2 separate regions of the Homo sapiens genome follow, and region 2 is linked to region 1. A link is a contact called in ENCODE Hi-C or POLR2A ChIA-PET data. All regions are on one chromosome and are shown on one strand. The core of a region is the stretch at or near the end of the contact, and the rest is flanking DNA. Distances in the headings are between cores, read along the strand shown.

Region 1 (5,331 bases), core at 2,484-4,983:
GAAGCGTCATACTGAGCAGGTGTCTTCAATAGGCCCAAAATCACCGTCTCCAGGTGGCCAGATAAGGCTGACTTCAGTGCTGATGCAAGTTCCTTTTTGGTCCTTCTCTGGTAGGAGAAGACAATATCCTGTCTCTGTGCATTGTCGCGGTTGGTCACAATGTTGACAATGGTGACCTCATCCACACCTTTGGTCTTGATGGCTGTTTCAATGTTCAAAGCATCCCGCTCAGCATCAAAGTTAGTGTAGGCTTTGACAGACCCATATGCACTTGGGGGTGTAGAGTGATCACCCTCCAAGCTGAGCTTGCACAGGATTTCGTGAACAGTAGACATTTTGAAGGAAGCTGGGCCGTGCGCCGAGAGCTGAGAGCGTCCCCAAATGCTGAACACAGGTGAAGCTCTTGAGTCCGCACTTGATGAGCAGCAGATATTTTACAGAAAGATCCACATCACCCTCTAGTGGTCAAAGGGGCGAATTCATCCGATGCCCGCTGAGCTCTGCCTCGGCCTGCCTGGGTGGGGAGTGGCCCGCCCCGCAGCGAGGCAGCAGGGAGGCATCCCAAGTATCAGAGCGGAATTAAGAAAAAAGCAGCACTTGGTGTGGTACCAGGCACGTACTCCACAGCATTATTACTAGCAATTACTTACACAATTACTCAGCCATTAGTCTAATGCCGATGGTGGTTTATCAGTGCATTTTGCCTCCCTCAACCTTTTATAGTCCCCCAAGGCAGGTGTGCTGCCTAAATCTCTATCCTATGTTCTCTGCTTTTTTCATTGTAAACTCTATATCAAGGGATTGGAGGCACTTTCATTCTTCCAGTGATGCTAAATGTCCCAAAGGTGTACTTCTTATCCAGATCCATTTTCTGAGTCCATGACTTGTACATCCAACTGCTCCCTGCATATTCTTGTTTAGATTACTGTCCCAAAGGCACTCCCAATCTCAAAGTAAATCTTGATCTTCTTCCCACTTGGTCCTCCTTATTTGTCTGTCTGTCGCAGTCTCTTAATCACCACCCCCCACCCCCTGCATATTGCTGCTCATGTCTAATCAATTGCCAAGTCCTTTGATTTTCTTCCTTTTAAATGTCTCATTTTCCCCATATTTCTAACACCATCATCATTATCCCAGCTAAACTACTGCTTGCCTGAGCTAACTTTTTTCTCCGCATCAACTCTGTCCACACTGCTGGAGGGTGGCAGCATAAGCCCCCAACCCTCCGCCCAAAATATGCCACTTTGGCATAAGGATTATTTTGAGCTAGAGTCATTAAAGACAATAGCAGGTATAAGAGTACTCTGACCCTTCCCCTTTTCTTCTTGAAAAATGGAATAAGCCTCCCATATAAAAGATGTCTTATCTATACCAGAAAGAAAGAACATTCTTAACATGAAGGGTAGGAGGGGATGATGTTGAGGCCAAGGAATCTATACCAAAAAAGCTTGTTAAACTAACCCTCACCTTCCTAGTCACTTTGCCATTCAACCAGCAACCCTAGCCCAAGCCCCTTTTTCACCTTTCCACAATGTATGACTCTTTGCCCAACTGAGTATATGAGTATTGAATTCTAACTGCATATTCAGGTCTTCCTTTAATTATGGGGCCTTTCATGTGATGTAAAACTTATATTAAATACATGTGTATGCTTTCCTCCTGTTAATCTGTTCCATTCTCAGGCCCAGCCGAAAAACCCTAAGAGGGAAGAGGTAACATTTTGTCTTCCCTGCACAGTCCATTATTTCTTCACTTTGTGACCAGGGTGATTAAATACACAGATACACAGCCACGAATCTGATTACTACAGAAGTCAAATGTTGAAAACCTCAGTGTCTCCTGTTAAGCTTTATGTTGAATTCTGTATAATTTACCTTGACCAGTAAGGTTCTGAGTGGTCTGATGCCTTCCTGCCTTCTTCAAGTTTGCCCTGTACTCACCGACCTCCCCCCAGCTCCTGCCATGCTGCTGACTTCTTTTCTGTCATTAAACACACCAATTTCTTTCCTGATTAAAACATTTTGCATTGGTTCTTTAATCTTTCTTAAATGCCCTCGAATTCATTATCCCTCGTCCCACTTAATTAACTCTAGCTCATCTCGATGTAAGGTATTTAGGAATAATATTTAAAATTTCTTCCCATACCTTTTATTAAAAGGAGGATAACCATTAAATATACAATATCAGGGGCTTCAGACTCTCCAGGGAGTATTTCATCAATAATTACTTTCCAGAAATGCAACATAGTTCATTTTTTTAGGATAAAAGAGTCTTAACTGGTTTCCAAAAATGGCACCAGATAGGGGATTACAGATACAAGACACTCACATATTTATGGGTAGTTGAAATTGACTACTGGTCAGTTAATAGGAGTCACACTGCTTTCCACATTCCAGAATGGAAAAACAGCAGCAGGGGTATGAAGCTGTGAAGTAGTTAATCAAATATTCACCTTTGGACACCTGAGATGGTGCATGTACTGTAGCAAATGGGTTGAGACTCCTGGAACCAGCTCCAGAGATTATTTTTGACATTAAGAATGGAGATATCCAAGGATATAGAAGAATTAGAAAACCCTAGCTCCCTCAAAACTTCTGAAATTGGCCAGGTGCAGTGGCTCACGCCTGTAATCCCAGCACTTTGGGAGGCTGAGGTGGGCAGATCACAAGGTCAGGAGATCGAGACCATCCTGGCTAACACGGTGAAACCCCGTCTCTACTAAAAATACAGAAAATTAGCCGGGCGTGGTTGCGGGCGCCTGTAGTCCCAGCTACTCAGGATGCTGAGGCAGGAGAATGGTGTGAACCTGGGAGGCAGAGCTTGCAGTGAGCTGAGATCGTGCCACTGCACTCCAGCCTGGGCGACACGGCGAGACTCCATCTCAAAAAAAACCTCTGAAATTCTCCCCATGGCTTCTCCGTTACTGGGAAACACAGTGCCTCTGTGTGTGTGTGTGTGTGTGTGTGTGTGTGTGTGTGTGTGTGTGTGTGTGTTGGGGAGGAAGATGTAAGAGTCTATCTCTTACCTCACCCATCACTGCCTCTGAAAGGTGAACTTGATTTCAAGTACAACAAAGCCCAAAGAGTAGAATATAAAATCAGAACAGAAAGTCCAACACTCCAAAAAGAATTGCTCATGAAAAGTTTATGGCATTCAAAATTTATAGGAAATGTGATAGGATTTCATTTTGTTGGTACTTGTCCAAGGAAGACAGAACACAAATTTGGACTGAATGCTGTTCAACGCTGTTGTCTTCTTTCCTAAGGTAATGTAGGTAGGCAGTGGGCTGTGTCCTGACAAGTCAGCTTGTTTGGGAAAGGCAGGTCTGAACCCAGCACTGTTCCATGCTAAATGTCACTGAAACACTACACTCCTCAGCTTAATGTAGAGGGAAATAGTGACTGCATGAAATAGGAATGTAACAACTGTCTCCCTATTTCATGCCAGAGCCTTAAAAGCTCTTGTCTTTTCCATGCCATTAGTGAAGCGGTGGAATATTTTAAAAGAATTTTACTAGCTCTGTTCTCCAGGCTGAAAGCACGAACAGAGTAAAAGGCTACAATTAAAATGGGTCCTTGAGTTCAGTGACAATGGCACAGTCTGAGGTGACTGAACCCAGGTGGGGTATTTAACCACCAGCAGCACGTGGTCATAGTGGAGATGAAAAGCAGCAGCGTGTCCACTGCGGAATTTGCTCCCATCTTATTCCAGGCAGTTCCACCTTGGTCAGGGGCCAGGCGTCATCTCCATGCTTTCACGTTCACCCTTAGTGTCTAAACCCCTGCTCTCTGTTGCAAAGGGGTTGACAAGGGTCCAGGTCTGTTGGGTGGTAGGTTGTCCGCTGTGATTAGTTCAGCAGCCGATGTCTATATGAGGATGGTAGCAGGTGACCCACTGCTATTTCACTCCTGGTTTTGACTATAAAATGTTCTTAATCCTTTTCTTGTAAGAACTCTAATCTATTCATTTATTTGTTTTATTTTCTCTTCTTTTTGATTCTATATGCATACAATTTTATTTATCTTAACCTGTGGTTAATAACACACAGGACTTTCTTGTCAATGAATAATTACTTATTTAAAAACATAATAGGAACTTGTAAAATATCTCCTCCTCAACATTATGCAAGATAGACCTTTAGAATATTTAAATGTATAGCTGTGTAGTTCTCTCTCATTCTATCTCCTGCCATGCCCCAGCCTTATAAAAATCCTGAACTTGGGTCATTATTATTCCCTGCCAGTAGTGTGTTGGTAAAGGGTTGACAACTAACTCTCTGGAGGAAAATAAAGCAAAGCGTAATTTGTTGTGTTTGCTGATTTCTGTAGTGTAAATACCCTCACTATGGCCAGTTTCAAGCTAACAAAATGATGTCACTAAAACTGGAGTTGGGAAAGATGTATACAGTCAGCTCCCATGAGCTGATAAGGTAGGCTGCAGCATACAAGTGGTCTTTGCTTTCTTTTCAATATAATTTGATCTAATATATTTTAGTCCTGAAAATTACTTTCTTGACTTGTTTTTAGCTTTATGAAAAGCACGTTATACTTTGCATCATCTCATTAGGCTTAGTTTTTACATTTGCTATTATATTGCTAAGATTCACCTATAACCTTGCTCTTCACTATAGTTCATTCATTTTGACTCATATGAATATGCCGCAGTTTATTCATTCACTCTTTTCAGTGCATATGTGGGTTGGTGCCATGTTTTTCTACTGTTTGGTGCTGTTGAAAACACTTTTGTATTTATGTCTTCTGATATGTGTATGCAAGAGCTTCTCCTGATGTAAACCTAGGAGTGGAATTGCTGAGTCATGTATGCAAGAGCCTCTCCTGATGTAAATCTAGAAGTGGAATTGCTGAGTCATGGGATATAGGAATCTTCAACTGTGAGATAATGCTGAACTGTTTCCCAGTGGTTTATAGTACTTATGCTCCCATCAGTAATTTATAAGTAATCCTATGAATCCATACCCTCGCTAACATTTTATATTTCTAGACTTTTTATATTTTGCTAATCAAGTGGATATAAAGCTATGTATCATTGGATCCTGATCATCAATGAAGTAAAATATCTCTATATGTTTATTGGTCATACATGTTTCTTCTATTAAATGTATGATCATATGTTTTGCTCATTTTCTATTGGCTCATACAGATTTGTGGTCAATGTAAATGTTTGGTTTCTCCTAGGAAAGGATTTTCACTGTTCCACTTACTGTCTTCTAGCTACTGGCAGAACTTTCCAACTCTTTAGACAAGCCATGTTGTCTGAGGTCTTCCTTCTAGGTACCTCTGCCCCCTCTTTCCCTTGACACCTTTCCCAGGA
Region 2 (5,373 bases), core at 2,262-4,761, 56 kb before region 1:
GCAGCTGATTAGATTGTGCCCACCCAGATTGATGTATATTAAATGCTATAAAAACATATACAAAATATATATTCCTTCTATGTGTGTTTATATGTGTGTATGTATTTTTTATATTTATTCACACATATGTTTATCCTTTAAGGTGCTCTTAATTTCTTACTATGGATTTTAGTTACTAACAATGTCATTTTCTCTCAGCCTGATGACTTCCTTTAATATTTCTTGTAAGACAGGTCTGCTAACCACAAAATTCTGTAGCTTTTGCTTATCTGGGCATGTCTTTATTTCATTTTCATTTGTAGAGGATAGTTTTGCTGGATAGAGAATTTTGGGTGGAATTTTTTTTTTCTTTCAGTGCCTCTCCATTATCTTCTGATCTCCATTGTTTGTGATTTAAAGTCAGGTTAATTGTATTACTCTTCTCTTTCACATGATGAGTCATTTTTCTCTTGTTGAGAACAAATATTGATTTCAGTATATTATTTGTGGATTTTGGCTTTCTGAGGTTTAACTATAATGTATCTAGACATAGATATCTTTGTGTTTACTGTGTTTGAGAGATGTTAAGCTTCTAGGTTCTTTTGATTAATCTTTTTCACAACTTTGAGAAGTTTGTGGCCATTATTTTTTCTTTATCTTTCTCTCCCTTCTCTCTTTCTGAGACTCCAATTTTACACATGTGGGTATACTTGATGGTATCCCACAAATCTCTAAGTTTAGTTACTTTTAGTGTAGAAACCATGTGCCTGTACAGCACTGTGGAGTAAGTCCTGGAGCCTAACAACAGAGTCCCAAAATACATAAAGTAAAAATGACAGAAATGAAACAAAAATAAACATATCAAAATTATAGTTGGTGACTTAAATCCTCCAGTCTGAAAAATTGATCACACCAACTAGACAGAAAGTAAATAAGGGTAAAAGTGACCTGAAAAACACTACAAAACTATTTGACTTAATTGATGATTTTACAACACTGTATTCAGCAACAGCAGAATGTACGGTTTTTCAAGTGCTCATAGAGTATTTCCCCATATAGATTATATATTATATAATAACGTACAGATAAGAGGATTAAAATAATTCAAAGTATATTCTCTCATCACAGAGGGATTTAATTAGAAATAAACAACAGAAAGAAGCTGGAAAAATCACAAATATTTGAAAATTAAACACATCACACTCCTAAATAACTTGTGGGCTTCAGAAGGAATTTCTAGAGTAATTATGCTTTTAACTAAAAAACCAAAAATATATCGATGTACATGGAACGCAGCCATAATTAAAGGGAAATGTATAGCTTTAAATAACTACATTAGGAAAACAACCACAAAAGTTTCCATCATAATCTAAACTTCTACCTGAAGACACTGGAAAAATAAAAGTCAACCAAAAGTAAACATAAGGAAGAAATAATAAAGATCAAATTAAAAATCAATTCAATAGAGAATAGAAAAACAATAGAGAAAATCAATGGAACTACAACCTGGTTACTTGAAACGCTATAAAATTGATAACACTTTAGTCAGACTGAACAAGATAAAAAGCAAGAAAATAGAAATTGCAAAGTCAGGAGTGAAAATGAAGAATACAATTAGTAACCCTATAGAAACATATGGAAATGTTATGAACAACACTATGTCAATGAATTTGACAACTTGGATGAAGCAGACATATTCCTAGAAAGACATAAGAGTAACTGAGAAAAAAAGCCACATGTCTGGATAGACATATTACAAGTAAAGAAGTATTTTAGTAAATAACACCATACAGAGAAGAGGTCAGCAAAATTTTTCTGTAAGGAGCTAGGTAGTAAATATTTTGGGCCATATGCAACCTCTGTCAGTTCTTTTTCTCCTATTCCTCCTCTTCCGTCTTCTAACACTTTAAAAGTATAAAATTTATTCTTAGTTTATTTATGAGTCATACAAATATAGGCCATGGCTTGACTTTAACATGTGAGCAATAGTTTATCACTCCATGTCATAGAGAAAAGCTCAGGACTAGCTGACTTTACTGGTAAATCCCATCAGATATTTAAATAATAATACCACTCCTACAAAAAAAAAAACTTTCACAAAATAAAGAATAAGATTATTCCTAAATTCATCCCAGTTCAGTCCACAATTTCCTAATTCAGCCTAACAGGTCAGAATTACTTTGATACTAATAAAAGAAATCACAAGAAAACTACAAACTAGTATGTCTATGGTCTCCATAAAATATTAGCAAACCTCATTTAGCAATATATAAAACGATTATATACTATGACCAAGTGGGATTTATCCTGCCAGTGGAAGATTGGCTTGACATCCAAAATCAACTAACGTAATATACCATATTAATAGAATAAAAAACATATCATATTATCTCAGTGTATGCAATAAAATAAATTTGACAAAATAACCTGTACCCAATCATAATAAAATCTCAACAAATTATGAACAGACTGAACTTTCTCATCCTGATTAACGGCATGAAAAAACACTCACCTTAAACATGAAAGCTTCAAAAGACTGAATGCTTTGCCTATAATTTTGGTAGCAAAGTAACAATGTCTGTTTTCACTACTTTTATTCAACCTTGCACTGGAGATATCAGACAGTACAGTCAGATAAGAAATTGCAATAAAAGGCTTCCAGGTTGGAAAGGAAAAAGTAGAACTCTTTTTAATCTCCGACTACATGATCCTGTATGTAAGAAAAACAAAAACAAAAACAAAACTCCTGTGAAATCTACGAAGAAACTTCTATAACTAACAAATCCATTTAGCAAGATGTCAGGATACAGTATGTATAACAAAAATCATATGTGTTCTAATACTAGTAATAATCCAAAAGTGAAATTAAGAAAAATATTTTTATAGTTGCAGTATAGAAAATAGCACTTTGCAATATATTAAACAACAGAAATATAAGACCTATACATAGAAAAAATATAAAATGCTGAGATAAGTTTTAAAAGATGAAAAAGAATGGAAAAAACATTCCATGATCATGGAGGACTCAGTATTGTTAAGATAGAAATTATCTCCAAATTTATCAATAAGTACACGGCAATCCTTGTCAAAATTCTAGTAGTACCTTTTGTAGAGATTGACTAGCTGATCCTAAACCTATATGGTGATACCTAGGACTTGAATAGTCAAGGCAATTTTGAAAAAGAAAAACACAATTAAAAGACTTACACTAGCCAATTTTAAAACATACGATAAAGCTGCAATAATCAACAGAGTGTGGTATTAACATAAGATCAACATAGATTACGAACCTAGAAGATGCTCTCCTCTCAGAAGCTGCAGCCGTGATGGAAGTTTGAATGTTGAGCCGCTGTGAGGCGAGGCCGGGCTCAGGCGAGGGAGATGAGAGACAGAGACGGCGGCGGCGGCGGCGGCCCGGCCCGGCCCGGCCTGAAGCCCCTCTCAGCAACCCGTGAGCATCCGCGGGGGCGGCGCCGGCAGCGGCGGCGTTTCTCGCTTCTTCTTCGTCTTTTCTAACTGTGCAGCCTCTTCCTCGGCTTCTCCTGAAAGGGAAGGTGGAAGCCGTGGGCTTGGGCGGGAGCCGGCTGAGGCGCGGCGGCGGCGGCACCTCCCCCTCCTGGAGCGGGGGGAGAAGCGGCGGCGGCGGCGCCCCCGGTGGCCCCGGCGGCTGCAGCTCCAGGGAGGGGGTCTGAGTCGCCTGTCACCATTTCCAGGGCTGGGAACGCCGGAGAGTTGGTCTCTCCCCTTCTACTGCCTCCAACACGGCGGCGGCGGCGGCGGCGGCGGCGGCACATGGAGGGACCCGGGCCGGTTTTAAACCTCTCGTCCGCCGCCGCCGCACCCCCCGTGGCCCGGGCTCCGGAGGCCGCTGGAGGAGGCAGCCGTTCGGAGGATTATTCGTCTTCTCCCCATTCCGCTGCCGCCGCTGCCAGGCCTCTGGCTGCTGAGGAGAAGCAGGCCCAGTAGCTGCCACCATCCAGCAGCTGCTGCCGCAGCCATTACCCGGCTGCGGTCCAGAGCCAAGCAGCGGCTGAGCGAGGGGCATCAGCTACCGCCAAGTCCAGAGCCATTTCCATCCTGCAGAGCCCCGCCACCAGCAGCTTCTGCCATCTCTCTCCTCCTTTTTCTTCAGCCACAGGCTCCCAGACAGGACAGCCATCATCAAAGAGATCGTTAGCAGAAACAAAAGGAGATATCAAGAGGATGGATTCGACTTAGACTTGACCTATATTTATCTAAACATTATTGCTATGGGATTTCCTGCAGAAAGACTTGAAGGCGTATACAGGAACAATATTGATGATGTAGTAAGGTTTTTGGATTCAAAGCATAAAAACCATTACAAGATACACAATCTTTGTGCTGAAAGACATTATGACACCGCCAAATCTAATTACAGAGTTGCGCAATATCCTTTTGAAGACCATAACCCACCACAGCTAGAACTTATCAAACCCTTTTGTGAAGATCTTGACCAATGGCTAAGTGAAGATGACAATCATGTTGCAGCAATTCACTGTAAAGCTGGAAAGGGACGAACTGGTATAATGATTTATGCATATTTATTACATCGGGGCAAATTTTTAAAGGCACAAGAGGCCCTAGATTTCTATGGGGAAGTAAGGACCAGAGACAAAAAGGGAGTAACTATTCCCAGTCAGAGGCGCTATGTGTATTACTATAGCTACCTGGTAAAGAATCATGTGGATTATAGACCAGTGGCACTGTTGTTTCACAAGATGATGTTTGAAACTATTCCAATGTTCAGTGGCGGAACTTGCAATCCTCAGTTTGTGGTCTGCCAGCTAAAGGTGAAGATGTATTCCTCCAATTCAGGACCCACACGATGGGAGGACAAGTTCATGTATTTTGAGTTCCCTCAGCCGTTACCTGTGTGTGGTGATATCAAAGTAGAGTTCTTCCACAAACAGAACAAGATGCTAAAAAAGGACAAAATGTTTCACTTTTGGGTAAATACATTCTTCATACCAGGACCAGAGGAAACCTCAGAAAAAGTAGAAAATGGAAGTCTATGTGATCAAGAAATTGATAGCATTTGCAGTATAGAGCGTGCAGATAATGACAAGGAGTATCTAGTACTTACTTTAACAAAAAATGATCTTGACAAAGCAAATAAAGACAAAGCCAACCGATACTTTTCTCCAAATTTTAAGGTGAAGCTGTACTTCACAAAAACAGTAGAGGAGCCGTCAAATCCAGAGGCTAGCAGTTCAACTTCTGTAACACCAGATGTTAGTGACAATGAACCTGATCATTATAGATATTCTGACACCACTGACTCTGATCCAGAGAATGAACCTTTTGATGAAGATCAGCATACACAAATTACAAAAGTCTGAATTTTTTTTTATCAAGAGGGATAAAACACCATGA

The links. A loop is a pair of places that touch in the nucleus more often than their neighbours do. ChIA-PET counts read pairs that join two places held with the same protein, here RNA polymerase II (POLR2A). Pooled maps may share reads with other maps.
Region 2: a map of CD8-positive, alpha-beta T cell shows a loop between it and region 1 (2.3-fold over the local background). The contact joins the promoter of PTENP1-AS here to the enhancer-like site in region 1. A Hi-C loop is called at or near these places in 2 of 168 maps with a recorded cell type or tissue (CD8-positive, alpha-beta T cell and esophagus muscularis mucosa), 1 of 37 single-sample maps with no recorded cell type and 11 of 50 pooled maps. POLR2A ChIA-PET finds 5 or more read pairs at or near these places in 6 of 52 experiments (A549, HEK293, HEK293T and 3 more).

What each region holds. Positions count from the first base shown.
Region 1 is chr9:33,619,278-33,624,608 of GRCh38, reverse strand. It overlaps the pseudogene ANXA2P2. Among named protein-coding and RNA genes, the nearest start is that of PTENP1-AS, 55 kb to the left of the region's middle. RefSeq lists an enhancer at 43-542. Within about 2 kb of position 3,733, at least 2 of the 41 ENCODE cell types and tissues checked have a DNase peak (open chromatin) inside an H3K27ac peak, as active enhancers do.
Region 2 is chr9:33,675,406-33,680,778 of GRCh38, reverse strand. PTENP1-AS (PTENP1 antisense RNA) reads right to left here and starts at 3,511. Exons shown (of 4, transcript NR_103745.2): 1 at 3,270-3,511; 2 at 2,492-2,689. It also overlaps the pseudogene PTENP1.